Linked DNA regions of Homo sapiens: region 2 is linked to region 1. A link is a loop called in an ENCODE intact Hi-C map of the cell type or tissue named here. Cell type or tissue: heart right ventricle. All regions are shown on one strand.

Region 1 (2,500 bases):
CTGTCTTTTATTGCTTTGGAAGGATGGCTATTACATTTTTAGTTTTTGCTGTGAATACCTGAGCAGTTTCTCTCATCCATACTTATCCTTCACACATCAGAAGTCAGGATAGAATATGAATCATTTTAAAAACTTTTACAACTCCAGAGCCATGTGCATAAGAAGCATTCAAAACTTGCCAAAACATACATTTTTTTTCAAATTTAAAGATACTCTATTTTTGTATTCAATAGCTCAACAACTGTGGTCCCCACTGATAAAGTGAAGTGGACAAGGAGACAAGTAATGGCATAAGTTTGTTTTTCCCAAAGTATGCCTGTTCAATAGCCATTGGATGTGGGAAATTTCTACATCTCTTAAAATTTTACAGAAAATACATAGCCAGATAGTCTAGCAAAAGTTCACCAAGTCCTAAATTGCTTATCCTTACTTCACTAAGTCATGAAATCATTTTAATGAAAAGAACATCACCTAGGTTTTGTGGTTTCTTTTTTTCTTATTCATGGCTGAGTGAAAACAACAATCTCTGTTTCTCCCTAGCATCTGTGGACTATTTAATGTACCATTATTCCACACTCTATGGTCCTTACTAAATACAAAATTGAACAAAAAGCAGTAAAACAACTGACTCTTCACCCATATTATAAAATATAATCCAAGCCAGATTAGTCAACATCCATAAGATGAATCCAAGCTGAACTGGGCCTAGATTATTGAGTTCAGGTTGGATCACATCCCTATTTATTAATAAACTTAGGAAAGAAGGCCTTACAGACCATCAGTTAGCTGGAGCTAATAGAACCTACACTTCTAAAGTTCGGCCTAGAATCAATGTGGCCTTAAAAGCTGAAAAGAAGCAGGAAAGAACAGTTTTCTTCAATAATTTGTCCACCCTGTCACTGGAGAAAATTTAAGAATTTGGGGGTGTTGGTAGTAAGTTAAACACAGCAGCTGTTCATGGCAGAAATTATTCAATACATACCTTCTCTGAATATCCTATAACCAAAGCAAAGAAAAACACCAAGGGGTTTGTTCTCCTCCTTGGAGTTGACCTCATTCCAAGGCAGAGCTCAGGTCACAGGCACAGGGGCTGCGCCCAAGCTTGTCCGCAGCCTTATGCAGCTGTGGAGTCTGGAAGACTGTTGCAGGACTGCTGGCCTAGTCCCAGAATGTCAGCCTCATTTTCGATTTACTGGCTCTTGTTGCTGTATGTCATGCTGACCTTATTGTTAAACACAGGTTTGTTTGCTTTTTTTCCACTCATGGAGACATGGGAGAGGCATTATTTTTAAGCTGGTTGAAAGCTTTAACCGATAAAGCATTTTTAGAGAAATGTGAATCAGGCAGCTAAGAAAGCATACTCTGTCCATTACGGTAAAGAAAATGCACAGATTATTAACTCTGCAGTGTGGCATTAGTGTCCTGGTCAATATTCGGATAGATATGAATAAAATATTTAAATGGTATTGTAAATAGTTTTCAGGACATATGCTATAGCTTATTTTTATTATCTTTTGAAATTGCTCTTAATACATCAAATCCTGATGTATTCAATTTATCAGATATAAATTATTCTAAATGAAGCCCAGTTAAATGTTTTTGTCTTGTCAGTTATATGTTAAGTTTCTGATCTCTTTGTCTATGACGTTTACTAATCTGCATTTTTACTGTTATGAATTATTTTAGACAGCAGTGGTTTCAAGCTTTTTGCCACTAAAAATACCTTTTATTTTCTCCTCCCCCAGAAAAGTCTATACCTTGAAGTATCTATCCACCAAACTGTACTTCTATTAAGAAATAGTTATTGTGTTTTCTTAATGTTTTGTTATTCAAAGACATATCAATGAAAGCTGCTGAGCAGCATGAATAACAATTATATCCACACAGATTTGATATATTTTGTGCAGCCTTAACTTGATAGTATAAAATGTCATTGCTTTTTAAATAATAGTTAGTCAATGGACTTCTATCATAGCTTTCCTAAACTAGGTTAAGATCCAGAGCTTTGGGGTCATAATATATTACATACAATTAAGTTATCTTTTTCTAAGGGCTTTAAAATTCATGAGAATAACCAAAAAAGGTATGTGGAGAGTTAATACAAACATACCATATTCTTGTTGAAACAGAGATGTGGCTCTGCTTGTTCTCCATAAGGTAGAAATACTTTCCAGAATTTGCCTAAACTAGTAAGCCCTGAATTTGCTATGATTAGGGATAGGAAGAGATTTTCACATGGCAGACTTTAGAATTCTTCACTTTAGCCAGTAAAGTATCTCCTTTTGATCTTAGTATTCTGTGTATTTTAACTTTTCTGAGTTGTGCATGTTTATAAGAAAAATCAGCACAAAGGGTTTAAGTTAAAGCCTTTTTACTGAAATTTGAAAGAAACAGAAGAAAATATCAAAGTTCTTTGTATTTTGAGAGGATTAAATATGATTTACAAAAGTTACATGGAGGGCTCTCTAAAACATTAAATTAATTATTTTTTGTTGAAAAG
Region 2 (2,500 bases), 58 kb before region 1:
ACCAGCCTGACCAACATGCAGAAACCCTGTCTCTACTAAAAATACAAAATTACCCAGGCGTGGTGGTGCATGCCTGTAATTCCAGCTACTCAGAGGCTGAGGCAGGAAAGTTCCTTGAACCCAGGAGGTGGACGTTGTGGTGAGCCGAGACTGTGCCTTTGCTTTCCAGGCTGGGCAACAAGAGCGAAACTCCGTCTGAAAGAAAAAGAATAGAAAATCTTGCTATTTTCTGTTCTCTCTTCTTGTGAGATATCAGTATAGGGTAGAAATAGATGATCAACTGATAGACTGACTTACACACACCTTGCTCTCACAGTCACTCCTATAGCCTAAATATATAACTTGTGGTAAAAAAAAAAAAAATTAGAGTCAAATCAGAAAGTAGTATGCAGTACACTCTGCTAACCTCCTGTAGGACTGGCACTATGTGCACAAAAGTCAGCAAAGATATGAGGCTTCACAGTTACCCTTTATTAGGTGAAGGCTTAATTCCTGGGACTCTAAACAAGAGATGAACACTATGTGAGTGTACATGAACATAAGTTTATAGAGGCATGCATCTTTAAGAAAATATTTGTGCTTTTCCAGAAATGCATGAGGTCAGGAACCTTCTTGATATCAGCTGTCACATATATAGGCCTTTTGGCATTTTTGCCCTTTGCCGTTTAGGCTAATCCTTTCCCCTGCTTGATTAAGTACATGTTTTAGGTACCTCTGAGTTCCTTTACTACCAACTTTGGCCAGAAGACTCTGATTTTAATCTTAACTAATGTAAAATACTACAGGAAAATCCCATGATCTTTTAAAATTATGTGTCATGCTTCAGCAGTATAAGTAGGCTGAAGTAGGCTGATGATATTAAAAGACTCACAGTCTGTTTTAAAGAAATTTATTGGGAAAAAAAGAGAGTGTCAAAAATAGTAAATTAACGTTTACATGTTTAAGCTGAATTTTTTTATTTTTGTTAAATCTAAATAAATTAGATTGTTCCGTGCCTTATTAACATATTTGTGGTTTAAAAATCATTATTGAATATTAAATTCATGTGCCAGACCTTTTTAAAGGCATCCATAGTTTCCTCTACACAAAGTGACCCCAGGGTGATGTGCGATGTGTATTGTCTATACTTCTATAAAGTTTCTCCTCTTTATTGAGTACTTCTATCTGTTTTAAGTTCTTCCTTTATCATTATTTCTGTTCAAGGTATTTTCTAATGTGTAGTCAAAATAAGGCAGGTATTAAATTCAGTACAATAAGTGATCTTTTTTACATGCTCTTCCATTGATTCCTTAAAGAGAGAACCAGCTCTGGGATTTTTCCAATAGAACTAAGCATTTAGATTTTTTTTTAAAAGGTCTTTTCCAGAGGCCTCTTCAATTCTTTAGTCTGTATCTGTTTTCTTGAAGGCATCAATGTCAGAAAGAAAGGTTTTACTAGAGTTTGACCACCTGGTACAACTAATGCTTATCAGAAACGTGTAGCTAATCTTGAAATGACATCTAAAGGCAATCTGATACTGACACCATTAAGAAGATAAACAGAAATCTCTTGCAAAAGATTTTTAAAGGAGCCCTAGGATTGATTCTTCAGCTATGCTCACCTAATTTAGGCTCCTAAAGGCACAGGTAAAGTACTGAGCAGTTTTATAGCTTCACCAACATTCAGCTGTGCCAGGCAGGAAGCTGGCTGAGTCATGCACTTGCTGATGTGTATCTAGTCTCTATTTCAGTTGTCACTGCATAGAATTTCCAGTGAATCTTAGATATTGTAAATAATTTTGACTCATTTTGTTTTTTTAGGGCAGCACAACTACTTATGTGCTGGAAGAAATGACTGCATCGTTGATAAAATCCGCAGAAAAAACTGCCCAGCATGTCGCCTTAGAAAGTGCTGTCAGGCTGGCATGGTCCTTGGAGGTAATTCTGATGTTTTCATCAATAATATACTGTGTAATCTTTATACTATAAAACTGTGTGTCAGAAAATTGCAATTTCTTATTCATCTTTGTTTTTGTTTTTTCTGTCTTGATTATTGGCAGTGACTCTGCACATGTGAGTGTCTGAATGAAGCAACCAATACCATTCCATTAACTTTACAGTTTTCTAGCACATTGAGGTCTGTTAAGAGAAGAAAACTCAATTCATCTATATTGCCTATAAGTAGAGGTAATGGGCAATGTACTGACCTGTCATTAAGTAACATGTGTGGGAGTCTAGGCTTTGCTGCCCATCTCCTGTGTGACCACAGCTCTTCCTGGGCATCAGTCTACTTATCTGTAAAACGAGAGCATTAACATTCCTTTCAGCTCAAAAAATTGACTCTGCAAATTGGTCAGGTACATTGCTTACTAGCTTCTCCAAGTGATTGATTAAAGCAAGATTACTGTAACTGGGGTAGGAATCCATTTGATGAAGAGTTATATTAATAATTCCCTTTTCCCATATTTTTATTAGAATCTCTAAAACTTTCAGTAATATAGCACACATTTAAAAAATTAATG

What was found. Hi-C counts contacts between places; a loop is a spot of excess contacts. Peaks named below come from ENCODE experiments on the same cell type or tissue, not always from the same donor. Only the 100,000 strongest peaks of a DNase experiment are listed, where the experiment ranks them.
Region 2: a loop joins it to region 1, with 2.4 times the contacts of the local background. A loop is called at or near these places in 1 of 110 quality-filtered maps.

Annotation. Positions count from the first base shown.
Region 1 is chr11:101,032,934-101,035,433 of GRCh38, reverse strand. PGR (progesterone receptor) reads left to right here. Exons shown (of 8, transcript NM_000926.4): 8 at 1-2,500. Among named protein-coding and RNA genes, the nearest start is that of PGR, 96 kb to the left of the region's middle. In heart right ventricle, no CTCF peak of the experiment used is centred here; a DNase peak (open chromatin) is centred at 1,133; H3K4me3 peaks cover 1,579 bases; H3K27ac peaks cover 1,623 bases.
Region 2 is chr11:101,091,176-101,093,675 of GRCh38, reverse strand. It overlaps PGR (progesterone receptor), which reads left to right. Exons shown (of 8, transcript NM_000926.4): 3 at 1,800-1,916. Among named protein-coding and RNA genes, the nearest start is that of PGR, 37 kb to the left of the region's middle. In heart right ventricle, no CTCF peak of the experiment used is centred here; no DNase peak of the experiment used is centred here.